6 separate regions of the Homo sapiens genome follow, and all the other regions are linked to region 1. A link is a contact called in ENCODE Hi-C or POLR2A ChIA-PET data. All regions are on one chromosome and are shown on one strand. The core of a region is the stretch at or near the end of the contact, and the rest is flanking DNA. Distances in the headings are between cores, read along the strand shown.

The links. Hi-C counts contacts between places; a loop is a spot of excess contacts on that map. ChIA-PET counts read pairs that join two places held with the same protein, here RNA polymerase II (POLR2A). Pooled maps may share reads with other maps.
Region 2: a loop to region 1 is called in a pooled map, with 9 times the contacts of the local background. The contact joins the promoter of PDCD2 here to the promoter of QKI in region 1. A Hi-C loop is called at or near these places in 2 of 50 pooled maps.
Region 3: a map of naive thymus-derived CD4-positive, alpha-beta T cell shows a loop between it and region 1 (23-fold over the local background). The contact joins the promoter of TBP here to the promoter of QKI in region 1. A Hi-C loop is called at or near these places in 2 of 168 maps with a recorded cell type or tissue (both naive thymus-derived CD4-positive, alpha-beta T cell), 1 of 37 single-sample maps with no recorded cell type and 8 of 50 pooled maps. POLR2A ChIA-PET finds 5 or more read pairs at or near these places in 1 of 52 experiments (T-cell).
Region 4: a map of CD8-positive, alpha-beta T cell shows a loop between it and region 1 (17-fold over the local background). The contact joins the promoter of ARID1B here to the promoter of QKI in region 1. A Hi-C loop is called at or near these places in 2 of 168 maps with a recorded cell type or tissue (CD8-positive, alpha-beta T cell and naive thymus-derived CD4-positive, alpha-beta T cell) and 7 of 50 pooled maps.
Region 5: a pooled map shows a loop between it and region 1 (11-fold over the local background). The contact joins the enhancer-like site here to the promoter of QKI in region 1. A Hi-C loop is called at or near these places in 4 of 50 pooled maps.
Region 6: a loop to region 1 is called in a map of B cell, with 13 times the contacts of the local background. The contact joins the promoter of C6orf120 here to the promoter of QKI in region 1. A Hi-C loop is called at or near these places in 2 of 168 maps with a recorded cell type or tissue (B cell and naive thymus-derived CD4-positive, alpha-beta T cell) and 8 of 50 pooled maps.

The regions. Positions count from the first base shown.
Region 1 is chr6:163,412,105-163,417,175 of GRCh38, reverse strand. It overlaps QKI (QKI, KH domain containing RNA binding), which reads right to left and starts at 2,458. Exons shown (of 8, transcript NM_006775.3): 1 at 1,841-2,458. The coding sequence starts at 1,982. LOC124901234 (basic proline-rich protein-like) reads right to left here. Exons shown (of 4, transcript XM_047419614.1): 2 at 3,091-4,562; 3 at 2,508-2,927; 4 at 2,000-2,211. The coding sequence starts at 3,970. The coding sequence ends at 2,000. CAHM (colon adenocarcinoma hypermethylated) reads left to right here and starts at 3,226. Exons shown (of 1, transcript NR_037593.1): 1 at 3,226-4,111. RefSeq lists silencers at 1,440-1,629, 1,830-1,879, 2,130-2,949, 3,040-3,819 and enhancers at 1,900-2,553, 2,554-3,206.
Region 2 is chr6:170,581,790-170,586,860 of GRCh38, reverse strand. PDCD2 (programmed cell death 2) reads left to right here and starts at 2,224. Exons shown (of 6, transcript NM_002598.4): 1 at 2,224-2,562; 2 at 3,114-3,356; 3 at 3,673-3,804. The coding sequence starts at 2,280. RefSeq lists a silencer at 2,255-2,494.
Region 3 is chr6:170,553,119-170,558,189 of GRCh38, reverse strand. It overlaps TBP (TATA-box binding protein), which reads right to left and starts at 3,821. Exons shown (of 8, transcript NM_003194.5): 1 at 3,727-3,821; 2 at 1,107-1,308. The coding sequence starts at 1,160. It overlaps PSMB1 (proteasome 20S subunit beta 1), which reads left to right and starts at 4,883. Exons shown (of 6, transcript NM_002793.4): 1 at 4,883-5,060. The coding sequence starts at 4,948. RefSeq lists enhancers at 3,551-3,940, 4,751-5,071.
Region 4 is chr6:156,775,422-156,780,492 of GRCh38, reverse strand. ARID1B (AT-rich interaction domain 1B) reads right to left here and starts at 3,115. Exons shown (of 20, transcript NM_001374828.1): 1 at 1,022-3,115. The coding sequence starts at 2,812. It overlaps LOC115308161 (a long non-coding RNA gene), which reads left to right and starts at 1,975. Exons shown (of 2, transcript NR_163974.1): 1 at 1,975-2,247; 2 at 3,062-4,133. MIR4466 (microRNA 4466) reads left to right here and starts at 762; the gene lies at 762-815. RefSeq lists silencers at 1,862-2,091, 2,342-2,411, 2,482-2,631, 2,782-3,021, 3,042-3,391 and 3 more and an enhancer at 1,363-1,898.
Region 5 is chr6:157,019,084-157,024,154 of GRCh38, reverse strand. All of the region lies in intron 4 of ARID1B (AT-rich interaction domain 1B), which reads right to left. Among named protein-coding and RNA genes, the nearest start is that of MIR4466, 240 kb to the right of the region's middle. RefSeq lists silencers at 1,880-1,969, 2,270-2,789 and an enhancer at 5,012-5,061. Within about 2 kb of position 3,119, at least 40 of the 41 ENCODE cell types and tissues checked have a DNase peak (open chromatin) inside an H3K27ac peak, as active enhancers do.
Region 6 is chr6:169,699,722-169,704,792 of GRCh38, reverse strand. C6orf120 (chromosome 6 open reading frame 120) reads right to left here and starts at 2,667. Exons shown (of 1, transcript NM_001029863.3): 1 at 1-2,667. The coding sequence starts at 2,333. The coding sequence ends at 1,758. It overlaps WDR27 (WD repeat domain 27), which reads left to right and starts at 2,764. Exons shown (of 26, transcript NM_182552.5): 1 at 2,764-3,242. It overlaps PHF10 (PHD finger protein 10), which reads left to right. Exons shown (of 12, transcript NM_018288.4): 12 at 705-891. The coding sequence ends at 790. RefSeq lists a silencer at 2,301-2,670 and enhancers at 2,721-2,810, 3,131-3,210.

The DNA of each region.
Region 1 (5,071 bases), core at 1,209-3,708:
TTATTTTGAAACGTCATAAAGTTGTGCCAATAATTTTAAGGAAAGTATTTTCAATGTTCGAAAACACTATATAAACACATTATGACAAATCAAATAATCTATAACTTAAGTTTCAACTAAATTTAATATAGGTCAGTCAGATTGAGTATGTTACACATTTTGTTCCAACCATTTCCATGGTTAAAAAATAACTGGCGCCCCTTAGCGCTCACATTTGGAAATACTCAATTTAAGAGTTCCAGCATTTTTTTTTTTTTTTTGACATTCCAGAAAGTTTTCTGCCTCCACAATCTTTCAAATGCCAACACAAATAGGAAAAGCAGAACCCCTTAAAGGGACAGCTCAGGTTTTCTCTGGAGCAACTTGAAATTAACAGATTTGCTGTTCCAACAGCGGAAAATGCCCATTTCAACGTTGGTGAGTGCTGTATGTTTAACATACGGAAGCAAAACGACGAGAAAGCCGTAACACCTAACCATTTTCTACTTTTAAGTTGTTTCTATGACTTTCAAGACAACAGAACTCCTGGGATTTTTCTTTAACCATTTTTTATCATGGAAACATTTCCGGCCTTTTGTTCTCTAGTGACATTCCAACTCCCCAAGCTTCAAACTCCTGTTCCCCGACTCTATTTTTAAAATCTCGAAATTCTTGCGAAAAATCTAAACTCCATTGTTCATCTCTTCAACCTGTAGTTTTCAGTTTCCTTTACACAGTCCTCCGGTGGTGCCTCTAAGCAGGAAAAAAAAACAAACAAACTCCTGGCCAGTCGATTTTCGAAACAGACTTTTTTTGTGGTCTTTTTTTTCTCTAGGCGTCCACAGAAACCCACAGCTACTAGAAATTAATACTTCAGGTACTGCTATGAGAACTTCTTAAGGAAATTCCAAAGTTGGTCAACATTAATCTTCTTGTCATTCTTCACTCCCCACAGCGCTCCATACAGCTTTTTGGAAACTTTGGCTCAATTTTATTTCGCCCTTTCCAAACGTCTCGAAACCCTGTCCTACAAACTCAGGCGGCTGCGTCCCCGGGAGCAAACCCTCCGCCCAAGTTCTTCTAACTCAGGCTGCGCTCCGATCTGTCATCGCGTTATTTCGCACTCCACCCCCCCCCCCCCCACCCCCGAAAAGTGAAGTTCAACTCCCTAACAGTTCTCGCTTCCCCAAACAAAAGGGAAAAAAGTGCTTTTCGCCGTCACTTAGTCCTCCTTGTCGGCTACGCCAGCATAATTTCGGTCTCCTACGGAATTTCTTTAAACTAACGAGCCCCACACTGACTTCCACTTAGTATTGAACAGCTGCACCAACTCCCCAACCACGAAACCCCGCTTTAGTCCTCACGGGAGGGGAGAGCTCCCGAACGCGGGGCGGTGGGGGTCCGCGCAGAGCAGGCTCGGGAGGCCGAGCGGAGGAGCGGGGCCCGCGCCGGGCACACGCGTCCTCCAGGCCGGCGGCGCGGCGTGGGCCTGCTCTCGGGAGGGCTCGGCGAGGACCACCGAGTCCGCGCAGCCCCCGCCGACCTCTCGGAAATGTGACCGCCGAAGCTAGAGGGGCCGCAGGGCTCACCCCGCAGCCCTCCGCAACGCGCCAACTTGGACGCCAGCGGCGCGGGGTCCCGGCCGGGCAGGGGGCGTCCGGCACCGGCGGGTCCACCCCGGCCCGCCCGCCCGCCGCAAGCCCGGCCCGGCACCTCCTTTGTGCGCCCTCCTGGCCTCCCAGTCCCCCCGGCGCTCGGTCCCGCCCGGCCGTGACCTTCCCGCCCTCCCCACCATCCCAAGCGGGGAAAGGGGCCGCCCCGGCGGGGGTCGGGCCGGGGCCGGGGCCCTGGAGACGCTCACCTTCGTCCAGCAGCCGCTCGAGGTGGTTGAAGATCCCGCAGAAGTTGGGCAGGCTGCTCATGAGCTTCTTGTCGTTCATCAGCTGCATCAGGTAATCTGGGGTGGGCTTCGGCTTCTCCTTCGTTTCCATTTCCCCGACCATATTCCAGGCTCCGCAGCTCACTCCGCCCGCCGCCGCCGCCGCCGCCGCCGGAGAGGAGGGAGGGGCGGGGGCGAGCCCCGGCCGCGGGCCGCTCGGGACCCGGCGTCCCGCTCCGCGCCGGCTCCCGCTCTGGCTCCCGCGCCGAGCCCCGGGGCGGCCGGCACCGCGCGCTCGCCCGCCCCCCGCAGGCACTTTCCGCCCGGGCCCGACGCGCTCCCAGCCGCCGCCGCTCTCGGCCGCCCGGCTCGGCGCGTCCCTCACGAGGCCGGCGGGCGGGCGGGAGGCGGGTCTCGGCTGGCCGAGTGCGGGCGCGGGGCGCGGGCTGCTGGCGCCGGACGAGGAGGAGCCGGGGCCGCCGCTCGCTCGGCTGGTCGAGCCCGCTCAGCGCCGCCGCCGCCTGTGCCGCGGGCTCGGGGGGTCTCTCTGGGCTGGTCCCCGCCGCGGCGCCTCTGCCGCTGCCGCCGCGCTCCGACTGCGCTCCTCCTCTTCCTCCTCCTCCTTCTCCTCCTCCTCCTCCTCACTCACTTGGCGGCGGAGTTCGCCTCAGTTCAGGCGGCGCTGCCAGCGGCGGCGGCAGCAGCGGCGGCGGCGGGGGGAGGGGCAGCGGCGCGGGGAGGGCCGGGGGCGGGCGGCGGGCGGGGCCGCGCAGGGCGGCCGTTAGCGGGTCCCGGCCGGCGCGCTCCCGCTGCCTGCTGCCCGCCGCCCCGCGACCGGGGCAGCCGCCGGCGCCGCGCCCCCTCCTCCCTGCCTCCCCGGCGGGGCGGGCGACGGGGGCAACGGGAGTGTGACGGACTGCGGCGCTCGGCGGGCCTGGGCGCAAGGACTGGGTCGCCGCCGTGCGGGGCGCCCGGGGCGGGTGGGTGTGGGCTGCGGGGCCGACGGCCGCGGGGGGGGCGCGGGGCTTTCCACGGCACGGGGCGGGTGGGGCTGCGGGCGCGGTCGGGGCTGGCGCGGCAGGCGAGAGGAATTCCAGCGGGACGCGCCAGCGCTGCCTCCGCCTCGCCTCCCGTTACTATAGTTTTTTCAGAACCTCTTATCCACCCCGCAGAAGAGAAATTTTTTTTTAACGTCCTGTTGCTTCACGGGGGACTTTCGGGGTGGGCATCACGTGGCCCGACACGTAGCCGTGGGGCTCCAGAGCGCGTGCGCGCGTCGAGCCCGGTCGCCACGCCCCTTCCGAGGGTCGCTCCGCCCCCGTCGGGCCCCGCGAGCGCGCGGTGGGGGAGGGGAGGGCCCCGGAGCGCGCCTGCGTGGGGCGGGGGCGGCAGCCGACTAGGGGCTGGGTCTGGCCGTTTAGGGCCGGGTCTTGGCCCGTCGCCCACGGTGCGGAGGGCTGGTGGGCTTTCCTTGGCCGTCGGGCCCGCCACGGCGCGGGTCTTGGCTGCGGGGCGGAGGTGGGGCGGGAGAGCCGAGGATAAGAGTTTGAGGCTTTTCGAGGCGCGTGCCGCGGCGTCCGCCTCTGCGGGACTCTGCGCCGGGCGCCCTCGGCCGGCGCGCCCGGCTCCCGCTTTGTCGCCGAGGGAAGCACGCGCGACGCCCCTCCCGTCGCCGCCGTGGCTTCTTTCGGTGTTCGTGATTTGCTGAGAGGCTGGAAAGCAGCACGGCGGAGAGGAGCCTTGCACTCGCCAGGCGGGAAGCCTGCGCGGACACGCGTGCGCACCCACGGGGCGGCGGGCGGGCGTGGGGGGTCCGGGCCACGCGGGCGACGCGCCTCTAGGGAAGCGATCTTGTTGCACCTTCCCGTTATTCTGAAAGCAAATCGTAGCCAGACCCGAGCGCAGCGGCTTAGCAAATAATAAGGGGAGCGTCAGTCGTGCTCGAAATGCTTCCTTCGCGATGGCGTCAGTGTTCCGTGAGGGAATGAAGCCGCAGTAGGAAATAAAGAGGCTGTGCGCGTAGTCTGAAAAGCAGAAGTCAACATTTTTACAGATGAAGAAAGAATACGGAGGCAAGAGGTCTTTCTCTGCAGTTTGGTGGATTTCCAACATTTAGACTTGTTTGGAAGAATTTCCTCAGCTGCACCAATGAAGTCCTTGATCTATAGAAGTCGGCAGTCCCTAAATCTACGTCTGCATTTTGTTGCAAATCCTTTATAACATTCCATTAAAATAATGCAGAGTTATTTAATATCCAGTTGGCCATCGTGAGAGTAATTCGCGGCTGAGATTTTGTTAATCATTCTGTCTTCTGACTTAACAGTGAACGTAGGTGATTTTTTTTGTAAAATGTTGCTTCACATGAATTGTGAGAATCACCTCTAAGTTTGAATTGTACTGAAGGCACTATAAGAATTTCAAATGAACGCTGAGTAGCCAGTAGCCTTCTGGCCTTTTCGTTTAACAAGCACAGAGTTCGTTTTTAAAATTAAGTTACTTTGACAGAGGAAATGTAATAGCCTTGGTAGACAACATTAAAAATGTAACTGTCAGATGTTTTAAAGTCTCCAACAGCCGTATCTGTTTTAGAGCCATAGAATATTTACTTACTGAATTGCCTGTTTAAAGATGAACTTTCTAAATGCAGGGAATAGTAACTTGCAAAAAAGCTATGGTCTCTAAGTAATGAAGGCTGTTTCAGTACCTAGAAAAATCAAAATCAAGGTTTTGATGCTGCTAGTGTAAAAGATGCAATCCCCTTCTTAATGGCCTGCTTATTTATTAAGCTCCTAGGCACTATGCTGAATGCCCTACATGCATATCTCGTTTAATCATCAGTACAACTTGGGCTTAGGTTAGACTGTTATCCCCATTTTACAAATAAGGGGAAACCCAAGAAAGATGAAGTTAAGTAACTTGCCCAAGAATATAGCTAGTGAGTCCTGTGTCTGGGATTATAATCCAATTATATTTTATTCTAAAGCTTTTTTTTTTTTTTTTGCTTTTTTTCCTTGCCCTATCCTTTAAATCAGGTTGAATTTTATGACAATATTCCACCATTTTTGACCCATAGAAATGGCAGTGTCATAAGGCTCAACCACTTAAACCAGATTAAAGAACAATGATAGGCAATTTTCATTTCCTATGTATTAAATCACTTACGGTTACAGCATTTGATAATAGCTACTGTGTGTTAATTTTCTTTTTTTTGAA
Region 2 (5,071 bases), core at 975-3,474, 7.2 Mb before region 1:
GTTGAGGGAAGGGGAAAGAAGTGATTTTCTTCAATTACTTTTACGGTATAATTTCTGTGAAAGGAAAATAAAACTCAGGACCACAAAATCACTAAACCAAAGGGTAAAGTCAAGCTGGAAACTATGTCAGGCAAACCTGCCTCCCATTCTATTCCTAAATAAGATAGCTGCCAAGATAAGAGGCTACGTACCTCCCTTAAAATTTGCCCACAAGGAAATTCCTTGTGGATAAAGGACAGACAGAACTCAAAGTTATCCCTTTAAGGTGCGCCTGAGACAAATGCATATCTAATTGCTTCCCCTCCCCTATTGTTTACGTAAAAATGATAATTCACTGAGCCAGACTAAATTGTGTATTCAGTGGAAGGCTGATCAAGGACTCAAAAAAATGCGATCTTTTGCCTCTTATCTACTCATGACCTGGAAGCCCTCACCTCAAGTCCCGCTTTACCTGACTAAAGTACATCTTACACATACTGATTGATGTCTCATGTCTCCCTAACATGTATAAAAGCAAGCTGTACCCTGACCACCAAGGGCACATGGTCATCAGGGCCTTCTGAGGCTGTGTCACGGGTGCAACCTTAATCTTGGTGAAATAAACTTTCTAAATTGATGGATGCCGGATGTGGTGGCTCATGCCTGTAATCCCAGCACTTTGGGAAGCTGAGACGGACAGATCAACTGAGGTCAGGAATTCGAGACAAGCCTGGCCAACATGGTGAAACTCTGTCTCTACCAAAGATACGAAAATTAGCTGGTTGTATTGGCACACACCTATAATTCCAGCTGCTCAGGAGGCTGAGGCAAGAGGATCGCTTGCCTGGGAGGCGAAGGTTGCAGTGAGCCGAGATCATGCCACTGCACTCCTCCAGCCTGGGTGACAGAGCAAGATGCCATCTCAAAAAAGAAAAAAAAAAATTGATGGAGAGTTAACTTTTGGTTTACAATGTAAATGTTTATTTAAAAACAGACATTATTTTATGTACCATTACAAATATACTGCTACCCAGCTGCTCGGGAGGCTGAGGCAGGAGAATGCTTGAACTCGGGAGGCGGAGGTTGCAGTGAGCCGAGATCGCACCATTGCTCTCCAGCCTGGGCGACAGAGCGAGACTCCATCTCAAATAAAACAAAAACAAACAAATATACTGCCAACTAAACTGTGATTTTGTCAAAAATAAATGTTGTTGATGACTTTACTTCCATTAAAGCCACTGTAGTAGCCAAGGGAAAGCTTCCTTTTTGTCCTCTGAAGGTTCACTGAAAAGTCAACTGACAAAAGGCACATTAATTGGAGAAAGGGCATACAAATTTATTAACATGCACATGGGGGAGAACCAGAGTGATTTTGCTGAAGCCCCAAATGGGGTTCAGAAACTTATATACCATCTTGAGGTTACAGAATGGGGGTTTGGATTGTGGCATAACAGGTTATGCGGGTGGAGACCTGGCTGACAACCACGGTCTTGTTATGTAAATGAAACCTCCTAAGTAGAACTCCTTAAAGAGAACAGGTGGTACATGTTTCTTTCAGACCTTTGCAAACCAACAGTAAAATTCTAAACCCTCCAACCGACTGATGGACCCTCTGCTTGCCCAAGGGCATTCTGAAGTTAACCTGAAAAACTAGTTCAGGCAATGATGGGAAGTGGGGGTTGGCCATGCCTCATTATACACTCCTCCCTTGGAATTCAGGTACAGCAAGCCAGCACTAACATTAAAACAGAGACCTTAAGACTGACAGAAAAGACTCTTCTGCAGAGGCTTCTTCATTACTCTCAGGCACACAGGATTCTTGGTTTCCGCTGTAGGGTCCTCACTTTACCTGTTCAACCTTCATTTGTCTTTCACTGCCTACTCTTGGTTAGCACTCGGCCAGCGCACAGGTTTCCCACACCCTGAGGTGGACACCAGCAGGGAAGGTTTGCGGGAGGGCTCTGCCTCCCTGGCGGCCACCCGCAGGCCCACAGCAAGACATGTGCAGAGGTGAGCGGAGCGCCGTCACCAGCTGCCACTCTCCCAAAGACCAGAACCATCCCAGAGCACCCGGAGGCACCAGGAAAGCGGCTCGGAGGCAGAGGCGCCAGGGGCGGGGCTGATGCCGAGAGGTTTCCTCTGCCCCGTTCCCTCGCATTGGTCCTGCAACCGCTCCCGTCAGACGCGTTTCCGCCTCCTGTCCTCCGGAAAGGTGCCCGCCTCTTGCCTTCCGGCCCGGCGCCCGATTTCCGCCTTCCGACCCAGCTGTGGGCTGCGCCCCACGCCAGCCCGCGCCCCGCATGGCTGCCGCCGGGGCCAGGCCTGTGGAGCTGGGCTTCGCCGAGTCGGCGCCGGCGTGGCGACTGCGCAGCGAGCAGTTCCCCAGCAAGGTGGGCGGGCGGCCGGCATGGCTGGGCGCGGCCGGGCTGCCGGGGCCCCAGGCCCTGGCCTGCGAGCTGTGCGGCCGCCCGCTCTCCTTCCTGCTGCAGGTGTATGCGCCGCTGCCTGGCCGCCCGGACGCCTTCCACCGCTGCATCTTCCTCTTCTGCTGCCGCGAGCAGCCGTGCTGTGCCGGCCTGCGAGGTGAGCCGCCAAACGGGGTCGGGACGGGGCCATGCCTCCGACGCGTGCGCGGCGTTAATTCCGGGAGCGACCAGGGGGACGGCGGCAAGCACCGCTGCCGCCCCAGCCTCAGAGCTCCCTCTCCGCGCTGCCCCAGGAGCACCTTCTCCCGGGCCCTTCCAGGATGTGCTCATTTTTGCTACATAAGCTTCTAACTGTGCCCACGCGCATTGGTAACCCCCAGCTTTTAATCAGTGGGTACCAGGTATGGTGTTAATTCAGATAATAGAAATTGTCTTGGAAAGATGGATCCCAGTAGCTTTTTCGTATTTTTGGCAGTCGTTCTTAACGATCAGTCTTATTAATTTGATTAACTCAAACCACCTCTAGGAGGCAACTCAGTTGCGTGTACCGGACGAAATCTAGTTTCTGGATTTTAAAAGCTTATTCCTGAAAGCAAAAACTTTCATTTCTTTTTTGTTGTTGTTATTTTCAGTTTTACGTGCAGAGGATAAAATATGTGAATTGCTGTTTTGTTTGAAGATAAAACTTTTCTCTGTATTCTTTTTTAGTTTTTAGGAATCAACTACCCAGGAAAAACGATTTTTACTCATATGAGCCACCTTCTGAGAATCCTCCCCCAGAAACAGGAGAATCAGTGTGTCTCCAGCTTAAGTCTGGTGCTCATCTCTGCAGGGTTTGTGGCTGTTTAGGCCCCAAAACGTGCTCCAGATGCCACAAAGCATATTACTGCAGCAAGGAGCATCAGACCCTAGACTGGAGATTGGGACATAAGCAGGCTTGTGCACAACCAGGTGGGTAATCTTTTTTTTAAGTCTCAGTTCAGTTTCATCGCCTTTGTCAACCCAGATATTTCCAGGACAACTTTAAAGGTAAAATTAGGAAAGGTATAGTACTTTAAAATTTTTCATGCCTGGAACACCTTTGTAAAAAAAAAAAAAAGGCTGTGAAGTCTGAATCACTGAATAATGTCACCATATAGGCATTTAATTTATGACCCTTTATCTAAAATGCCAGAACTATAGGGAATATAGTACTTTAGAGACAGCAAATTATTAGACTGTCTTCAAAACTAAATGATTACTAATAGTGCTGTCCTTTTTGTTTCAGATCATCTGGACCATATAATTCCAGACCACAACTTCCTTTTTCCAGAATTTGAAATTGTAATAGAAACAGAAGATGAGATTATGCCTGAGGTTGTGGAAAAGGAAGATTACTCAGAGATTATAGGGAGCATGGGTAAGCAGTTTCAGGACTTCATTCATTAAGTGGTTAAACATAATACTTGGAAGAAAGGGCTCCATGTGCCTAGAAGAGAGGTACTGAGAGGAAGACTCACTTTGGAGGCTGTAGCATACAATTTTCAGATATTGCCTCAGGTAAAAATATACTTCCTGGACTTTGTTTTCTGACACATAAGAGGTGTGTTCTGCTCCCTGTAAAGACAAGGGTGGGTATCCAGATGGTCCCATGAGTAGGGCTGCACAAGATGCTGGAGGCTTGGTAAGTTCCTCTGGGTCGCAGATCGGTTTCTCGGGTCGGGATAGTGTGAGTGCCTAGCACAGTGTCGGGCACGCAGAAGGGCCCCTTAAAAGTTTCTCTTTCATCTGGCCAGTTTTAGATACACAATTTTGTCAGTTTACTTACAGTGCATACTCTTGGGTAGTACTTGTGCTGACCAAGTATCTTAGAGGCTTATTTTATTATAGTAGCCAACATTTATCCAGCACTTACCTTATATAAAGGGCTGTTTGTGCATGAGCTCATTAAAATCGTGACAGCAGACCAATGAGTGAGAAACTGCCCCATTTTGAAGGTGAGGAAATTGAGGTTCTGGGTATAACTTTCTTTGGTCACATAATATTAAATTTTACAATTTGAGCCTTGAGCCATACACAAAACCACCACAAAATTAGATTTATAGACTCAAAATGAAAACATCAGCTTACTGGTTTGTAGTTCATACCAGTCATACATTCCAAAACATGTTTTGAGTCTTACTCTGTGCCTGACCTTGTGCTTGATAACAGGGATATAATGGGAAGCAACACTCCAGTGGTCAGATGCTCACAGTCTTATGGAGGAGCCCAAATAATATCTGGGGAAGTTAAAGTCCATATAATGACTGATAAGAGTACAATACAGGTGCCATGGGAACACGTGACATCACTGAAGACTGCCTGGAAGGGGCCGCGCGTGTGTTCATGCCTATACGATAAACATGATACATAATGAAAATGCTTATCTTTAGGAGAAAGGAGAGCCTAGAGTAGCAGGATCAAGGATGAAAGCTGGACTTCAAATATGCCTTGTTAGTGTAAATGTGACTGTGGAACTGTATGAGTATTTTAAGATTATGGAGTAAAGTAAGTTTTAAAAAGCAGTCCCTAATCATCAAAAGTAAAAAACTCTTGATGTAGTCATATAACCACACTAAGAACTCTTCCAGGTGACTTCAAAACATAGGACAGTACATCTCTAGTAGAATATGCCCTGAGAATGAAAA
Region 3 (5,071 bases), core at 2,572-5,071, 7.1 Mb before region 1:
GTGCATTCAAAGTCTACACAAATGTTTACAGTGCTTTTATTCGCAATAGCTCCAAACTGGAAAGACCCCAAATGTGAGCAACTGGAGAATGGATGAACTGTGGAACATCCAAACAATGGAGTGATACTTAGCTATACAATGGATTAACTACTGATATACAAACAGTACACTGGGCTAAGAAGTCAGACATACACAAAAAAGCATACACTCTGATTCCATCTATATGAAATTCTAGAATAGACAAAACTAATCTTCAGCATTGAAAAGCAGATGCAGTAGTTACCTGGGGCCAGCAGAGTGACTATAAAGGGGAAGAAGGGACTTTTTAAGGTAACTGAAATGTTCTGTAATTTATACATTATATATAATTATCAAAACAGACACTTAAAATGAGTTTTTTTGTATGTATATTTCAACAAAAGTTATTGATTTTTTTTTTTTTTTTTTTTTTTTTGAGACAGAGTCTCGCTCTGTCTCCCAGGCTGGAGTGCAGTGGCACGACCTCTGCTCACTGCAACCTCCACCTCCCGGGTTCAAGCAATTCTCCTTGCCTCAGCCTCCCGAGTAGCTGGGATTACAGGCACCCGCCACAACACCTGGCTAATTTTTGTATATTTTGTAGAGATGAGGTTTCACCACGTTGGCCAGGCTGGTCTCGAACTCCTGACCTCAGGTGATCCGCCCACCTTGGCCTCCCAAAGTGCTGGGATTACAGGCGTGAGCCACTGCACCCAGGCTGAAAAATTTTTAAAGTAGATGGGTGGTTGAGAGCTTGAAATGTAAAAGGGGAAAAATAAAACTAGAAAATAATTTGGTGAGGGTGATTTTCAAAATCAAAGACCCTATATAGTCATTTGGAACATTCTCATAAGTGTTTATCAAAAGATTAGGTGTTTCATAAATATATAACTTAGCTTCCAGACTTCCCAAATAAACACCATTGTGCCTATTCAAAGCCTAATAGAACTTCTCAACAAAATAAGGCTTAAAAAACATATTAAACCATTTTCAAAAACAGATCATTAAATGCCCTTCCTTGCCTTTTGATACCATCTCTTGCAGTTCAGATTTCCGCCCTCCCTATTCTCTCCCTCCTGCTATATTACCTGAGGGGAGGCCAAGCCCTGAGCGTAAGGTGGCAGGCTGTTGTTCTGATCCATGATGTTCACTTTCTTCTTGGCAAACCAGAAACCCTTGCGCTGGAACTCGTCTCACTATTCAATTTTTTCCTAGAGCATCTCCAGCACACTCTTCTCAGCAACTTCCTCAATTCCTTGGGTTATCTTCACACGCCAAGAAACAGTGATGCTGCTTTGGAAAAAAGTCTAAAGTTTAATTTAAGGATCCAGGTAACCTGTACAGTCCTATAAGCCAGTTCTATGGCTATACAAAACACAAACATGAAAACCAATGAAGCTATTTTGGAATACATTTGTTTTTACCTTATAATCCTAAAGTTTTATTCCTTCCATGTTTCCGGCGATTGCATGTAAAATCGCCAACAAAACAAAAATCATTTTGTTACATGTTTAAATAATCGGAAAATGCTCAAAATCGAGCTGTCATAACCAGCATTAAAAACTTTTGAGGAAAAACACCTAGAGAAAAATAATTCCTAAGCAAAATGTAATATCAGAGCAGAATATTCACTAAGCACTGTATACACAGCACTGTTAGGCAAAGTTTAGATCTTTAAATATTCCAATTTTACATCCTCTACAATGTCTTGGGCAAAAAATTAAGTAAATATCAAATTCAATCCAATATACTTCAGAGTGATCATTTATCAAGCTCCTACTGTAATGAAACTGTTAAAAAAAAAAAAGCCGCACAAAGATAAAGCCCTGAATTTTTATAAATGTAATAACCTTACCTCTTTAGAACACATTAATGCAAACTGTGCCTGTTATCTGACTTTTCTTAAATCATCATCGCTTTACTCACTACACATCTGAAATGAGTTTATAACAACATATTCTCACATAGAACTTAGAGGTCTCAAAGTTACAAATTATATGTCCAAAGATCCTTCAGGCATATGCACTTCAAGCATGTGCTGGTACAGAACAGACACTCAGATATTTGCTGAATGTATGAAAGACTCTGACGATCACTTTGAAAGGGCAAAGGCCCCCAAAGACTATCTATCCTACATACTCATCACTGAAAAACAGACCAAAAAAGAAAGCAAGCTCTGCTTCTGGAAATAAATATATCAGAGATATTTTTTAAAATATACTTTTTTTTTGACAGTTATCCTATAATAACAATAACAGAAGTCCTGCAGATGAGGATATAAAGATAGGAGGATATAGTCCTTGGCATCAAAGTGTTCAATATGAAGGGTATGCAAATAACTACTGTAAAACATAGTATTATAACAGCAGGTATGGTCTAAGCTAAGTTCCTTGAATGCAGAAACCAGCCTACATGTCTTTGTGATCTCTGCATCTAGCACTATGCCTGGAATACAGTATGTGATCATGAATGAGCCCATATACACCCCTGGAAGAGAAGACAATATAGACTAACAGCCAATCACTGTGAAGAGAGCGCAGTGTTTTCACAAAGCAGGGACCATCTAACTTGGGTCTCACAAGGTGAGTAGGAATTTACACATCAGGGCTTCAGACAAAAGAGAAATCAAGCAGAAAGAGACAGATTGAAAAAGCATGCAGTATGCAGGCAACAAGCTTAGTATGACTGTATAGAAGGTCACTGCAGCAGATGAGACAGCACATATTGGTGGGCTCATACTATCAGGAGTTTTCAATGTTATTGCATAGGCAATAATAACAGTTATGGAATTTCGGAAGTGCAGTATGAACAGATCTAATTTGGCAAGACTAGATGAATTTGAGAGGAGTAAAACTGGAGGACGGAAGTTTCGTTTCAGGAATCTAAGGTTGAGGCAAGAGATAATGACGGCAGGATTTAAAGCCATTATAAGTATGATTAGAGATTTATCCAGGACCTTCGGTGGCTTCAGGCCACTTTTTGCAAGTAAGTCTACAGAAGAAACCGCACAGTGATTACTGCACTAATTTATCCTCAGAAAAGAGTTGTTTGCTGGGTATCTTCATCTCCTGGAAATTGAAACATCAAATCCGATATTTTTTGGAGGCAATCAAATTAATTCTGCATAGCCTTCTAGTGTCTGTATAACTAAATGAAGCACAGTCTTTTCACAGAAAAGTCTACCTAGAGATTTGGAAAACCATGATGGCCTGAACCGAGAGACGGGAGACCCTGCAAATAAAGTGGTGTGTATTATATCTTAAGCGCTACCGTGCCCGCTGTCTCAGGCTTCTGACAAAATATTTAAGTCTCAATGTTGGCAGCAAAACAGGCGGGCACAGATCTGGGTGAATCTGCTTCTAACATGGAGAAGAAGCGGATGGCAGGACAGGGCAGGGTAAACTTAGGGTCTTCGATGCAAGGGACTGTCCTGTCCCGCCTGCCGCCGCCCAGCCAGCCAGTAGTACCCTGAGCCCCACAATCGTACGATGGGAAGCTGCCTGCGAAACACAGCAGAGTAGGGCACCAGGCGGGAGTGGCGGCCGAGTGGCCGTTACAGGCCGGAACGGCGGCAGCACGAAAGGGAGGAACGTCCCCCGAGGGGCCTGCACGCGCGCCAATTCCTAGTCTCTTCCCCACCATTGCCCCCAGGCCTCAGTGCAGTGGTGGCCTTCGCCCGAACCGTCAGAAAAGAGTACAATCTGTTACCTGGGTCACTGCAAAGATCACTATGGGCCAGCGGAAGCGAAGTTAAACAGCCGGCGGCCCAGGCGCCCGCCACAGCGAACCTGCCCGACCTCACTGAACCCCTGGCGCGCGTTGATAATGTCACTTCCGCCAGTTCTGCCCTCGGCTTCAGCGAGTTGCTCCCACTAGGGCCGAGGCCATGAGAAGTGTGAGCATAGGTCACTTCCTGTGTTTCCATAGGTAAGGAGGGGCGAAGCTCTTGAGGAGTTCCGGGGCGGGGCCGCCGTGCCACAGCCATCTCTAATTGGCCCTTGCTGGACGTAGGAAAGATCGATTTTTAAATGGCGTGTGTGTGTATATGTGTGAGTGTGTTTTGTTGTTGTTGTTGTTGTTGTTTAAAGCAACTAGCGGCGTTACCTTCGACAAGTTACCTGACCTCTCCCCCGCATTTTTTTTCTGTAAAATTGAATAATGATAACAGTGCTTACCCTTGGGCTGTCGGGAGATTGACAGAGATTGACAGAATCAGTGCCTGAGCAGTGCTTGGCACTCAGTAAGCGCGTCCTCCTTACCTGTCAGCAAGAACGCTAGCTGATCTTCAAGCGTGTAGAATGACAAGGAACACTAAGCAAAACAAACAGCTTGTGTTTACACATGCATTTATATTCAGTTCTGCCACTCCCAGTTCATGCACTGTTGTCACATGGCTCTTTCCGCAGTTGTTTCTTAGTGGGACTTCAGCACGCCTTGATTTTCCCTTCTGTAGTTCATTGTGGCGTAATCATATGTTATACTGCTTGTTTTCTTTGTACTTTTTATTATCAGTGAGGTTGTGAGCTCTTTAAGGATAGGAAATGTTATATACATTTTTTATTAGCCAGGACAATTAACGTTCCCACCGTTATTCGAGTTGCCGTTGCGCCATAGTTCTGACAATTTTTTTGTATGGTCAGACTTAAATTTTTGTCCATTGGGGTGAATTCCAATGTTTTCTTCGAGGGGGAAAAAAACAAAAAACAAACAAAAAAAACCCTTTACATCCCTGTCAGCGCTTTTTGGAATGGGCGGGATTCAACTACCAAAGGGACAAGCCGCCGTGCAGCCCTCCAGGAGCAACGACTAGCGTGAGATAGAGAGGCCGGGAGCGAACTTCAGGAGAAGCCGGAAGTGGCGTAACGTCCGGTCAAGGCAGCCATCTCGCCGTGAGACAGCAAGTGTCGGATCCGCAGGCGCAGCCGTGCGATGTTGTCCTCTACAGCCATGTATTCGGCTCCTGGCAGAGACTTGGGGATGGAACCGCACAGAGCCGCGGGCCCTTTGCAGCTGCGATTTTCGCCCTACGTTTTCAACGGAGGGTAAAAACCCC
Region 4 (5,071 bases), core at 1,866-4,365, 6.6 Mb after region 1:
CTCCACAATTCAAATTCCAAACCTTGCAAAGGAGATCAAGTCAGTCTTTAGGCTCAGCCTACTAGCAAGAAACAGCAAGAGTGCAGGACACTTCCTAACAGCGCTGTAGGACTCGGGTGACAGCAAAATAAAGAAAATCCAAATAAATACGATCCCAAAAGATCAATTTTCACTGGTCTGCTATCTTACTGGATTTGCTGAATAAAATGCATGCCTAATCCATGATCAAAATAAGTTCAATTGATCCGGAACGTGCTCCTTTCACATAGCCTGCCTGTTGAAGGTGACTCCCTGCAAGCAGCCCGTAAGCCCAATAATGGATTTCCCTGGCTATTCTAAGGAACGAATCGATGTATTTTACAATATTGCACCTCCATGTCGTTGTAAATTTTGTTATTATTCCTACCAGCAAACGTTCGAGCTCGAAGCCCGCACCGAGTGTCTCTGAATGGCTCTCCCTAAGTAGGAAAAACCCACTCGCTTGTCACAAAGCTAACCTATTTTCCCTGCCTGGACCTCGGAAGCCAAGAGGGAACGTGCTGTGGCTAAAGGTGTGAGAAAGTTCCTCATTCTTTCCCCCGTTAAAGCACATTGTGGGCGCTCCCAGAACCGATCGGGTGGCTCTTCGCCCCAGCCGTCCTGGCCGGGAGAGCCTATTTGTTACAAAAGCACCCGAACGGTCCCCGCCGCCCCAAACGGCGACCGCGCGGGTGGCGCCTCGGGATCTCGCTTCGCGTTCCCGGGCCTGGGGGAGGGGGGGGACGCGGGTGCGGGCCGGCGGGGTAGAAGCCACCCGGCCCGGCCCGGCCCGGCGAAGCCCTCCCAGGCCTGGACAGCGCGCCGGCCCCCGGGGCGCCCCGACCGCGGCGGGAGGCGGCCGCCCGTCAAGATGGCTTTGGGCGCCGCGCCCCCGCCGCCCCCGCGGGAAGACGGGGAAAAGTACGCGGCAAAGAAAGAAACTCAGGCTCGCGGCGCGGCGAGGCCGCCGGGCGGAAGCAGGCCCGGCTGGCGCGAGGGTTACCTGGGATCTGCCCATGGTCGGTCCGGGGGTGCCGGGGCTCATCGCCGGGTGACTCCTTTGTTGCGCGGCCGCCCAGGCCGGGCTGGCAGCGGCGTACTGGGCGCCCATGTCCTTGCCCAAGCCCATGCCCGCGGCCGCCTGCTGGCCGCCCGCCGCCGCCCCCGCCGCCGCCGCCTGGGACTGGGGCTGCGACGGCGGCGGCGGCGGCGCGCTGGGGCTGCTGTACTCGGGGTAGCTGCCGCCGTAGCTCCGCATCATGGGGCTGGGCGAGGTGAGCAGCTGATTGAGGGTCGGGGTGGCCCCCGACGGGTGCTGGTTCTGGCCGGCGAAGCGCTGGAAGCCCCCCGCCGCCGAGCCGGCGGCCGCCTTGCTGAGGCTCGCGGCCCCGCCGCCCCCGGGGCCCATCATCATGCCGCCGCCCTGCTGCCGGGGGGAGCTCAGCACCCCGTACCCCGCGGACGAGCCCCCATAGCCGCCGCCGCCGCCGCCTCCTGCTGCTGCCGCCGCCGCCGCGGCCGCCGCCGCCACAGCTCCCGCTCCTGCTCCTCCTGCTCCTGCTCCTCCTCCTCCTCCTCCTCCTCCGCTGCCTCCTCCTCCTCCGCCGCCGCCGCCGCCGCCGCCGCCCGCGCCGGGCCGGCTGTAGCCCGGATAATGGTTGCACTGGCTGTTGGGGTACCCTTCGTGGGAGTTCTGCAGGGGGTCCATGCTGCCGGGGGCCCCGGCGGCGGCGGCGGAGGCGGAGTGCATCATCCCCATCCCGGGGCTTTGTTGTCCGCCATGTTGATCAAAGCAAGGCCCAGCGCGGCCGCCGGGGCCGCCGCTCGCAGGGGCAGCGCTGCCATAGTAATTATTAAACTCCGGGACGGCCGCCGGGCCGCCGCCGCCCCCGGGCACGGCGACCGGCGGCTGCTGCGTGCCCAGGGCGCCCAAGCCCGGGTGCTCGTAGCGGCCGCCCGCCGGCTCCCCCATCTTGGGCGGCGCGTCGTCCTCGTCGCCCGGCTTGCTCAGCAGCGGCGGGCCCGGGGGGTCGGCCTGGCCGCCCGCAGCACTGTCCTTGGCGCCTCCATGTTGCGGCTGCTCCATGTCGGGGCCGGGCTGAGGCGCGCCGCCGCCCGCGCCGCCCAAGCTGTTGTTGTTGGAAATGGGATGTTGCTGTTGCTGCTGCTGCTGCTGCTGCTGTTGCTGCTGCTGCTGCTGCTGCTGGAACTGGTTTAGCTGCTGCTGTAGTGCGTGGTGGTGGTGGAGGTGGTGGGCATGGTGGTGGTGGTGGTGGGCATGGTGGTGGTGGTGGTGCTGCTGGTGGGGCGGCGCGGCGGGGGCTTCGCCAACGGTTTTCAGTTTGTGGTTGGGGAGCAGCCCCGTCTCCATGGCCGAGCCCGGGCCCGACGAGGAGGAAGAGGATGCCGCCGCTGCCGCCGCGGAGGAGGAGGAGGAGGAGGACAGCGCGGCGGCGCTTCCACCCTCCTTGAGAGCCGCCTCGGAGCCGCCGCTCTTGGCGCTGTGGGTGCCGGCGGCGGCCGCGGCGCCCGCGTTATGGGCCATGTTGAGTTCGTGACGGGGGAGCAGGGGGTGGTGGTGCACACTGTTCAGGCCGCCGCCGCCGTCGCCGCCGCCCCCCAGCATGGGTCCCGGTGCCGCCGCCGCCGCCGCCGCGCCGCGCGCCCCCGCCTCCAGGTCCCGGGCTCCGGGCGCCGGCCGCGGCCCGGGGGGCGCCCGCCGTTCGCCGCTGCCTGCCCGCGCCCGCGCCCGCGCCGCCGCCGCCGCCGCCGCCGCTGCTGCCCGCGCGGCCATGATCGCCGCGGCGTGGCGAGGCCGGGCGGGGGGCGGGGGGAGACAATAACCCCCACTTTTCAGGCCGCGGCCCCTCCTGTGCGCATCCACGCGGCCCGCCGGGAAGCCGCGACCCCCTCCCCCTCCGCAGGCCCCGCCGGAGCGCCGGGCCGGGCACGCCTTACGCTCTGGGCCTGCTCCTGCTGTGTGCTTTCATGGTGAAAGTTTTTAGTTCAGGTTTAAATGAAACTTTTCTCTTTTCCTCTCTAGCCCGGATATGGGTAAATACACGACTAGCTGAGCCTATCGGGCCCAGCATGGCTTGAGAGGCAGCGGGCGAGCTCGAGCAACTATTATCCACTTCGCTCGCATTACTCCCGCGCACTCGCAAAACGCGGACTGGACTCGTCCCCGGGCCGCCGCCGCCCGCCCCGGCGCAGCCTCGCGGGACCCAGCCGGGCTTGGGCTAAGGCTGGGGCCGGGGCCGGGGCCGGGGCGGCTCGGCGGCCGCTCGGAGCGCGGCGGCGTGGGGCGGCCGGAACCTGCACTTTCCCCCCGGGCCGCTGTCTCCTTGCCAACCGGGCGTTCGCATGTTTGTTTTCACGTCTAAAAGGAACGATACAAAGGTGGAAAACGAGTCTGACGAGCAGACAAAAGAGGGAGAAGGGCTGGGAAACAAAGTTGTCTATTGGCCTCAGAGGTTACAAGGAGCCGACGGAGAAAGAAAATATTTAGGCAATCTGCAAAAGCACGGTCTCTCCCAGGAGTTATGTAATTTTCAGAACGTTCGCCTCTGCCTTGATTTCGGGCCATCGGCGTAATTCCCACAACTTCTTCCAACTGCAAAATTAGGAAAGATTTGAAATGAAGGTTAGCCCCGGTCAGAGAGCCCTATGGCCTGTACCCAGTAGGTACTCAATAAATGCTTATGACTGACTGCACCCGCCCCAAAGAGAATGTTTACATAACTCTTTTTGAAGGCACCTTAAACACGTATGTAGGTTTGTCAGTGTATTTCCAAAGGAATATGTCCACGTATTCCCAAAGGAGCATTTTTCTTACATGCACTTGGATGTCCTCTGTGGAGTATGTACAGTGGTGTTTTCTGCGCCAACTTTCACATGAACATTTAACTCTTGGTGCCAGAACAGCGACAGCTATGGGTTAGCTCGTATCTTCATAAATCTATATGACACCTTTCATCATGTTTCAGAGCTTCGTGTGCACAGTTAACCCTCTCGATATACATTCATTTCAAAGAGATGTGGAACGAAACTAAAATATTATAGACATTATATTTAATAAATATAACTTCAATAATAATATAAAACAGTCAACTCTAGTCCTAATGTAGAAATGTTCCATACTTTGTTCTCTTAAAAATTGGTGTCTATTAACATTTTATAATGTTTTTAATATTTGCATTGTTATTAATGTTTTCAATATGTGCATTGTCCCCTAGTAACATTTTAAAAAGCAAGACTTCTTAACCTTAGGCAATGACCCACTTGTACTAGTGTGGACTCAGTTTTCATTGAGAGAAAGCATTTAAAACCTGGCAGAAACAATACTTACGGTTTTGGTAGAGTATAGTTTTCCAAAATTATTTCATTCTTCAGCTTTCCATAAAAACTATTTTAGTTCATTTCCACTGCAGCAGTGGTTATTTGTTTGACCAAGTGTAAATATGTTACATGACTAAATAGAAAAGGATTGATGGGAAAACTGGTGACTAATTGGGGTCGGGGGGAGGGAATCAGGTGCACACCCAAGGGTCATTATAGAGTGTAGAAACAACAAATTGCAATTCTACGCAAACAACTGGAAAACGGGATATATCATCGTGTGTTAGAGAGAATAACAGAACCATAAGATGAATTCGTGCCAAATCATTCATCAGTTTTTGCCAAGAGAATACTACATCTTTGTTAGTGTGCCTTTTTGACATTTTTTCCTGGATTTTCTCCCTTTATATATTCAAATACATACTAATTATACGCATTACACCACAGAAGTTGAATTTTTAGTTTTTCATATGCAAATATAAATATATGTCTGTTTTGTGTGTATATACATATATTCTAAAATCAATTACATATTTATGCTTTTAGACATAGTCAAACTAAGTATGTACACATCATCCTAAAAGTGCATTTTTTCAAATTGATAAAATATATCAAAGTCAGTTCATACAAGTGTAGCCATATGTTGTGGCTTATTTTCACAACTAATCCTAAAAGGGAAAATGAGTCACCAAGTTCAGCTATGGCCCTTTTCCTT
Region 5 (5,071 bases), core at 1,870-4,369, 6.4 Mb after region 1:
GTGGCACTTCAGCACTGCTGACGCAAAATGTTGGAAGACAAATCTTTCTTCCACAAAGAGGCCTTCAAGTTAAGTAACATCTCTGCACAGGCAGATAAATCTCATATGAAATGTAGGCTGAATGCCATGGTTTATGTTACCAACTATTTTTAATACAAATTCACTATTTTTAAAATGGGTAAATTGGTGAAAGTTTAAAGAATAAATAACCTGAGATAACTAGCTACAATCTACATGCAAAATCTGTCAAGCCATACACTTGCTTGACATCTCACTTGAATGTATTATTTACATCAAGACTACCTTTGGCAAACCTAGGGGAGCATAGGAACCACACACTCATTATATTAGGTAGGCAAAGTTTAACTTCAAAATTTGCCGTAAACTTGGCAAATGTTTGCAGCAAATAGAAATTACTGTTGGAGGGGCAGAAGTCATAAGTGACTCCCAAATAGATATGCCTTGTTGATATTTATTTGGGTTAACATTTTAAAATCCAAGACTTTCCAAATAACATAAAATAGTGACTGCAAACCACACTTAGATGTACCTACAACGTCAGACCCATTATGAGCAATGGCAGGTAAGTGTAACAGTAGAATATGCCACGACGATGGGGAGAAATCTTTTACTCAACCCTTATTACACTGTTTCCAAATTGCTCCAGTTTATGTAAAATAATTTGTATTGTTTTCTTTTTTAATTGTACATATCCCTTCTGAGATACAGAGAAAATTAAGCTTTTCCATAAATTCAGTATTCACAAAGCTAGGGAGTTAAAAGCCTGTAAACACAAAATTCACTGACCTGCATCAATTTAAGCACTATTAAAAGAGATTGCAGCTCAAAATCTAAAAAGAGCTGCTAATCCTGCTCTACAGATAGTAACCAATCAGTGTTTATCCTCACAATGCATTTGCTCTTCCTGTTAGGAAGCGCCGGAGTGAGGAGAGGATATGGAATACAAGAGTATATCCTAGTATGCAACTCACTCCTTCTTATGAAACACCTAAATAATAAATTCAACTTAATTTAAACTGTAACTGGCAAATGTCATCAGTTAACAACAATGATCAAGGTCAGAAATGTCCCTGCTATTATTTTTATAAAATCTGTATACAGATCACAAACACAGAAATTGCTACATGAAAATTTCTATGCATATTCACACGTGCGGTAAACACTACAAGGCATAAAAACAGAAGAATGTTAATATTCAGAACTCTTCAAGGCCATTTCTCTTAAACATTTCAAAATACTTTTGGATTCTGTCTCTACATCAACACCGAAAACTGACCCTAACCCTAACCCTACGTTGTTATAATGGATCATCAATTAAATTTGCAGAATTCCAAAATTAAGTTGCTTTGAGTCTGATAAAAATACACACATAAGTTATAAGTTATCTGCATAAGAATTATCAACAAGAGAACAAATTAGAATTTATGGTCAAATTATATAGTTCACAGAGTGAACAAAAAGTGTAAAACCAAAGTGGCCGTCGCTGATTGCTACTAGTTGGATTAAATGCATGTCTTGGTTAATCTACTATAGTTTCATGTGTTGTTTAGCTTACTTGAAAAAGTCGTCAAATGTTCCTAGATTGCAGATTGCAACATCCTACCTAAAACACCTGCAAGTGACCAAGAGACCACCCAGTGATCCCAAAGTCTCCATGGCAGAGACAGGATGAAAAGTAATATCCCGACAAGACTCTTCAGCATTTAATTAAGAACAGGAAAGCACAGGCAGGAGATGAAACTTTACAAGCCTAGGCGTTTCTCGGCTTTTAAAAAATGCTGTGAGTTGGTTTTCCCAGCAAGGAAGGTTGATGAGCATGCACTTGGCTCCAAGAAGCAGCTATTACACAAATAGAATCCAAGTGCCTGGCTAAGCCGCCCAGCCTCGGTGCGTCGGGTAACAGCCAATGGCGGCGGCCTGCCAGCCTCGCCCCGCCCACCTCCCGCCGGCCCCGCCCCTCCACCTCGCCCCCTTCCGCGGCCCCGCCCCGCCTCCCCGCCCTGTTCTTGGCGGCCTGGGCTCCGCGGCCCTGCTGGCGTCCTTCGTCTGTAGTTCCTGGCTTTTCCACCGTCAGCCACTCGTTTTAATTACGCGAACGGGTTCCAACTCATCCAGCCTTTAAGTTTGGGTGGTGGTTTTGAGAGGGGGAAAGAGATGCACCAAAGGAAGTAGGGGAAAAATAAAACCTTAAGCGCTGGGCGCGCCACGCGGGACGCAGAGGTTAGGGGCGCGCGGCGAGGTAGCGGGGCGGCGGCGCGAGACGGCGCAGGGGAAACACTCGGTGCCTGCGTGAGTCTGGCCGCGCCGGCTCATGTGTACGCGAAGCTGTGTCAGCAGAAACTTTAGAAAACACGCTGTGCGAGCGGCCGCCGCCTCCCGCCTCCAGGAGGAGCCTGCGGGCGCGCGGGGCGGACGGTGCCTGCAGGCGGCGGCCGCGCTTGCCCGGAAAGGAATGTGGCTGCGGCCGGCGCCTCCTTCCGCGGGGTCCCACAAAGGCTCATCTGTGCGCGGCGCGGCGCCGTCGGAGGAGTCCGAGCCTGTTCAGTCAGGCTGAGGACGCGGTTGTTTTCGTCCCCCTGTCCCCGCCCCCACGAGCCTACGTGCGGGGTAGGGAGGGCGGCACCGGAACCCCCGCCCGGGTCGGGCCGAAAGGAGCGAGCGGGGCCTGCCGGCAGAGGCCGCCGGGCTGCTGTGTGACTCGGTCCCCTCCGCGCTCGCCGCCCTCATCCTCGCCCAGCGCCTCCGCGGCAGGGTTAATTCCGCCCGCTGCCTGGTGGTCCCACTCCCGGGGGATTCCGGGGTCCGTGGAATCACTGGTTCTCCCTTCGGAGGAGCTCGGCTTCTTCCGTGGGCGCGGGCGAGTCTCCCCGCTGTACCGCGGGGCCGGGGCTTGAATAAAACAAAAGAAACCAAGGCGAGGTGTGGACGCGCAGTGAGGACCGGAAAGCGAGGCCTGAGAGCTGGCGGCCTGAAAGCGGTCCTGCGTCCTTCACACCCTCTCTCTAAAATCCCCCTCTCTCAAGCGGGCCCTGACCAAGAGTAAAAGCGCAGCCGAGGAGGGAAGGACGCCGCCGCCGCGCAGGCATCCGGGCAGGGACGGGTGGGCGGGAGATTCCGGGCCGCTGTTCAGGGCAAGCGCTAAAAGTTTCCGGGTCCCCGAATTTCTCATTTCTTTATCGAATTCTGCAAAGAAGTAACGTTCCTTCGGCCATTAATATTGTAAGAATGTATCGTTTCTAGCCATAAGTTCCAGGTTACTTTTTGTAAGAAAATTAAGGACTCAAGTAGATCAGCCAAAGAAACCACGTACAGCATAAACTCACGTACCACTCCTTAAAAAAATAATTTATTGAGTTATGACCAAGAGTTATATAAGGGGAGAGGTAACAAATCTTTGGTGAGGAAAAAGCGATGGAAAAAATATTAGAGAAGCATAATTTTGAGGAAATTACATATAGTTTGAAACCACCACTGTTTAATATTTTGACTCGCGATCTGAGTAGGAGAAATGACCAAGCTAGGCTGTTGTTTATGTGATGCCATCTCATTCAGTTCTACCTACTATTTATAGCTCCAACAGCATCAGAAAGAAAAACACATGCCTAGTGGCTAAAGCATTCAAACACAACCCCTTATAAAAAAGTTAAAGTTTGGGTTAATTAAAAAAAATTAATTTCATATTAAATATATATTTTTAGGTTCCAATTTACAGTTATGTAGTTATATATTATCGCAATAAAAAGATCTGCCCATGGACTGGTTTTTGGTTTTGAGACATGTTTAAATTACATCCCTTACAGAGTGCTCAACTTGTATGGGGGTAAATGACTAACATGATGTTATCTACAAGGTTAAAAAGCAAGAATAAAGAACTAACTACATTTTAGGTCAGTTCTTCATCAGAGAAGGAATGTTAAAAATTTATTTCCATCCAATTTATTTTCTAAATATTATTAATTTTCTTAAATAAAACATTTCCTGAACGGCAAATTTGCTTGTTATGTCTATTCCCTCCTTCCTGAAATGACTTTCTCCTATCCCTCTAACAGCTTTGTCTTTTGCTACTTCTTCATCCTCCAAGTTGTGCCAATTTGTTTCACTTTTTATTTATCTTTGCTAAAAGAGAAAGGCAGGGGGCGAAAAAACCCTAAAGGACTTAAGATTTTCAGATGGTTCTAGCTCTAGAAACATAATGGCTGCATATGAAGGGGAAGACAGGAGTCGTCCAGATACACCCAGATTTTCTTTTGGCTTGGTGGGAAGAATGAATGGCATGGTTGTGTCCTCGGCAATTTGACATGCTTGTGGTATATCCGCGGAGGTGACCCGCTGGCAGCAGGAAATACAGGTCATGGCACAAGTTGCAGGAGACTAAAGAACATGGATTCGCAGGCAATTAGATGACAGTTGAGTGAGCGTGGATGACTGAGTTTTATCATAAAAAGGCATCACAAAGGACGATAGAGCCTAAAACAGAACCTTCAGGAGTACCAACATTTAATGGACAAGTTCTTCCCTCCTTCCTTAATGAAAGCAAAAGCCACCAGGCTAGAAATTTTACAATTTCAGAACTGCTTTTTCCTCCAAATCTAGAGAGAAATAGGAAGTGAAACATGGACTCAGGTAACACTAAACAGAACTAAATTTAACTCCTCCAAGCAGTGGCTTTGGAGAAGTTAGACAAGTTTCTTAGCATCTCTGGGCCTCAGCTTCTTCATGTATATGACGACAGTCTGCTCTGATGGTTGTTATGAGAATGAAATCAGCACTTACCAGATGCTGGCTATAAACATCATCTGACCATTCCTGAAATACAGACTAGCCTCCATTCCCATTACCAATGCCTTAACTGAGACTCGCATCTCTCCTCCTAAGCCTAGAATACTGTGAAACTGGTTTCCTTGACACCAGGCTCTTTCCAACCCATTCTCCCTCACAGTGCCCCCAGTGTCCTCTTCAGATAACAGATTTGAACATGTCATTCTGCTTAATATCCCTCAGACCAACAGAACTGGGTCTAGACTTCTTACCTCGGGATAAAGGGCTTTGG
Region 6 (5,071 bases), core at 1,418-3,917, 6.3 Mb before region 1:
ATTTCTATAGAAATCTATTATAGATTTCTGTAAATTGAGGCAGCATGACAATTCCAGATAACTTTAGAACAGAGTTGAATAAATCACAGTAATTGGACTAAAACATTACACAGATAATTGTGTAATTTTAGAACTTACTTGCATAGTTAACACTGTATAATACTCTTATAAAATATATGCCTACAACGAAGTTTCCTGGGAATCATTAAGCAAGCAACATAATTATTTTTCTGTAGTAATTCAGATCAAGTATGTAGTACAAGTTATCATTGTGCTGTTAAAGTTTTAAAGTGCTGTCAGCAGAGTACACCAGGACTTGAAAGAATGCTGTTAAGACACACAGCTGCCAGTGAGCAGGAGAGAAAAAGTCTTAAAAAAGCCAAATTCCGGAATGGGTTTTGACCTTTTGAAGTATGATAGTGTTTGAATTTCAGGAAAGATTGTACTTTCTTAAAGGTCCGTATCACCGTATGGCATTGCATCTCTCCCATCCCCCTTGACTTGCAATGAATTTTGCATGGCATTGATTACATTGATTAAGTTTACATTTTTTCCTTAAATTAAGGAACTCATAGTGCCCTTCTCACCACAAAATCCAGAGAGGAATATCATTAGTGATAGCTAAGGCAGAAGAGTTTAGATGGGCTTAAAATTCAGTCCTGTAAAGATAATTTTTCATTCTATATTAACAATTTTTTTCCTAGGTCGCTGGATTTGTGACTGTTGTCAGCGGGCCCCCCCAACACCCAGGAAAGTGGGCAGAAGGGGGAAAAACAGCAAAGAGGGATAAAATAGTTTTTGACTCTAATACTGTATATGCATTTAAGTGGAATATTTGGTGCCATTTACAACATTATTTTCATGCCAATAAAAGATTTTTTTTGCAAATTATGAGCTTAAAATCTGCAGTTATTTCTGTTAAAAGCTACGCTTACTCTCGAAACTAACTCCAGGTAGAGAATTCATCTTCCAAAGTATTTTATAGTAACCTTGGCTCACTCCAAAAATTCAGTGGAAATGTTTAGTAACTTAAGATACTTAACTGTTTCTCCATAGCCCCAAAAGTTAATTTTCATGAAACTTCCTAATCTACATTGTTTCCGGCCTACCATAGGTAGCACTGACAAAGTTATTTAATAACTGAAGAATTTTCATAGGTATGACAAATGGCCCACTAAGATTTGGTGCAGCTGGATTTAGAGTTGTCATTATTGGACTGGTACAGGAACAAACTTTGTAAATACCTGCCTGCCAGGAAATCCTTTTTGTATAGAAAAGTACCATCACCTACTTGGGGTACAGGCATGAGGCTTTAGTCCAGGCTCAGGGAAGTGTACGTAAATCATTTCCAACTTGATTTTAGTAACTCTTGAAAACTTACACCAACTTCGGTTAGAATCTCCAGAGTAAAATTACAAAGTTATCAACCTTTTGATTTGTGTCACAGCATGAAAGGTTGCTCTATTTTATATAAACCTGTTACTGCAATCATTTTTAGTCAACCTGCCTAATGAAAATGGAGTCTAAACACTTTGTGCACAGTCCTTTTATAGGAATTATGATCTTTAAAATACTGTGCTTGCTGCTTTTCCTATTTTTGGGGTAACTGAGGTAACAAAACTGCGTATGGCTTTATTTTTCCATCCCTTGACTAAAGGTACCTAGAACTTCAACCAAGTACAAGTAGCAAGGTTCACAGCAAACTGCAATCAGCTTCACAGATGGAGGGTTTTATATCCCAGAGTGTGGTCAACGACTCAAAAGAGAATTTCAAGTACCAGTTTCAAAATGCTAATTAATATCGTCCAGAGAACAGATTCCTCCTCTTGCGAGGCGTCTTCCGGGGCACCAGCGTGCTTCTGGCCGGCATCTGCGCCGTCGGCGGGGTAGGCGGCCTCGCCGAACGGGTGCTGCTCGACCGTGCCGTCGTAGTACACCTTCATCTCGAACTCGCTCTCCAGGTGGGAGGGGTGTCCATAGACGCCGATGCCCACTGGGCGCCGGAAGTGCGCGGGGATGGACACGGCGTCCGGGCCGCAGGTGGCCGATTGCAGCTCGTAGTCGTCGAAGCTGGGGTGCAGGCTGCTGGCGGAGACGTACAGATCCGCATCTCCCTTGAGGCTGCGCATCCTGAGGACTATCTTGCCCTCGTGGTTCAGCCGCAGGTAGCTGTAGTTCCCGGCGCCTATCTGGCCCTGGACGACGTGCAGGAGCACCCACTCCTCGGGGACCTCCTCCTCGTCCGCGCAGCTTCCCGGAGACAGGACCTGCGAGGCTAGGAGCAGCAGCAGGGCCGTCGTCCAGGGCGCGGCCCTCCCGCGGGGAGCGGCCATGGCTGGCGGCTCAGCTCCGGGGCCTGCAAGTGGGTCAGTGCTGCTGGGGACACCGGAGGCGCTCAGCACCGGAGCCTGTCCCCGCCGTCCGCACGCGGGTCCACGGCGCGTCCAGGCGCCTGGTCTGTCGCTGGGACTGTCCCTTCCCACCCGCGTGAGGCCCCGGGGAGGAGGGGTGGGTTAACCCCTCCCCCGTAGCGCGGCGCCCACTCAGGGCAGGGGCAGGGGCAGGGGCAGGGCCGCTGTGGCACCCTCGGACTCACCACCACTCCCCGCAGGGGGCCGCGCTTTATACATCCGGACCCGAGGCCGGAGCCTCGCCGGAGGCGGAAGTGACGCTAGGTCCGTAAGTGAGCCGGCCGGAAGCGAGGCTTCTCCAGCTGTCGCGAGATAGCGAAAGGGGCGTGGGCGCGAGGGGCGGCGGGCTAGTAACCATAGCGGCTCGCGTGGGTCGGCTGGCAAGTAACCATAGCGGCGAGCGTGGGGCGGAGTGTGGCTCGGTAGTCCTCTGCGTGCCCTCCTGGGAGCTGGGTGCTGTGAGTCCTCCCCTAGCGGGCTGGTCTCGGCGCGGAGTCGGCGCCGAACCCGAGCTGCTGCTCTGGGGCGTGTGCCTAGGGCGCAGGGCTGGAGCGCGGGGGCTGCGCGGTTGCTCGCGGCTCCGCTGAGGTCTCTAGGAAAGGGGGCGATTTGAGGGTTCCGCCGTGACCGCTTCCAACGGCGGACACGCGCGCTCTGGACCAGAGCCGTTGCCCGCTGTCTCGTCACCCGAAGCCTCCTCCTGACGCCGTGCTAGTGCGAGGGTCTCCAGGGGAATTCGGGGCACAAGTCGGGCCGGAGCATCCGGGCGGCCGCTTGAGATCGGCGCTTTGAGAACTGAGCGCATGTGGAGTTCGGAGGAAAAGGGCTCAGGTGGTTATTTTAATTAAAGCAGCTGTGTATAAGGAGCACTCAGATCTCTTTAAAAGATTCAGTAGTTTAGGAACGAACCAGGGCTGTAGAAATGCCCGGCCTCCTGCACCTCCCGTCGGTTCTGAGCTCCGAGGGCGGGAGCGTGGACCCTGAGGGCTCGTTAATTATGCCCCACTGGCCTTTCAACCTGCGTGGTAACTACCAGGCTAGGTTTTCCTAACTCGAGCCAAACAGCAAGTTTCTGACTTGATTATCACTAAAAGAGAAAAATTTCGATCTTTTCTAATCAGAAGGGAGTAATTTTCTCTTTTTAAAAATATTCGTATGTACATTAAAAAAACGGAAATGCACAGGATTTTATCAGTGGTACTCCTCGAGTAGTAGAGTTTTCATCTTTTTATGTATTTCTAAATTTTCTACAATTTACACACACTGCTCTGTACCAGTAAAGGAGTATTAACTCTACAGCTTCCAGTTTATCTGGGATTACTATCTTGTGTTTACTGACTTAACTTTAAGACTATGGTATCTTTAGCAATCACTTGTCACTGCCTTTTCCTGAAGTGCTTACCTAGTGTTAGGTGCACTAGAATCTCACTAAAATAATAAATTTAGTTTATTTTCCCTGACTTGTTCTGTGCATGTATGTACATGGATATTCCTGGGGATATCCTGTGACATTGATTATCCCCTAGGGTTGGCACAGCAGGGAGAGGAGGTAGGGATAAAAAACTTTATTATTTCTGCATTGTTTAAATGTTTTGTATTGTATTGCTTTTGTAATTCAAAAAAATGTTAAACAATTTATATTAGTGGAGGTAGGTTAAGTGCTGTAGCAATTCACCCCAATAGAACAGTTGCATGTTTCTTGCTCACACAGTCCTGTGTAGCGGTTTCTAGTCAGACGATTCCTTTGGGCAGCTCTCTGCAAGCTGCAGCCTAAAATTCTTCCATGTTGTGGTTTTTTTCCTTAGGCCCTCTGAATTCTCCGCATTTAGCCAGTGGGTGGGGAAAGAAGAGAGGCAGTGCAGGAGGAATTTATGGGCCAGGCACTCAACGACTACATGGCTGCACTTAATTGCAAGGGAAGCTAGGGAGTGTAGTTTAGTTCTGTGTCTAGAAGGAAAGGGAAGTGGCTTAGTGGAAAAGGAACAGCACTTACCGTAGTCTCTCTTCTGGTGACCAGATCTCTGCTCCACTCTTGATCCCACATGGAGAACACACTCTCCCCACCCCAAGGGGGACACTTTGTCAAGGTGCCTAGTGCAACACAGAACATTTCTCAGGATTGCACAGTTCTCTCCATCAGGCCTGGCTGTGGTTCCTCGTGGTCCAGAGCCCTATGGACTAAGAAGACAAACTAGTTGCTCTCCCCACTAAAATGCAGTGGTTAAATATGACCATGGTTTTTGTAACCATCTCCCTTTTGGAAAAGGGAGACACATGGCAGACACTGGTCTATAGCAGTTTTGAAGTGATGCTGGGGTGGAGGTGGGAGGAATTTCCCAACTAGACCCTGATTCTGCTATCTGGGAGGAATTCCCTTGTCCATTGTTCTTTTTCTTTCCTTTGAGACAGGATGTCACTGTTGTCCAGGTTGAAGTAGAGTGGCACAATCACAGCTCACTATAGCTTCAACCTCCGTGGCTCAAACGATCCTCCCACCTCAGCCTCCCCAGCAGCTGGGGCTACAAGCATGCACTGCCACACCTGACTACTTTTTTTTTTTAAAGTAGAGACAGGGTCTCACTATGTTGCCCAGGCTGGTCTTGAACTCCTGGGCTCAAGTGATCCTTCTGCCTCGGCCCCACAAAGTGCTGGGATTGCAG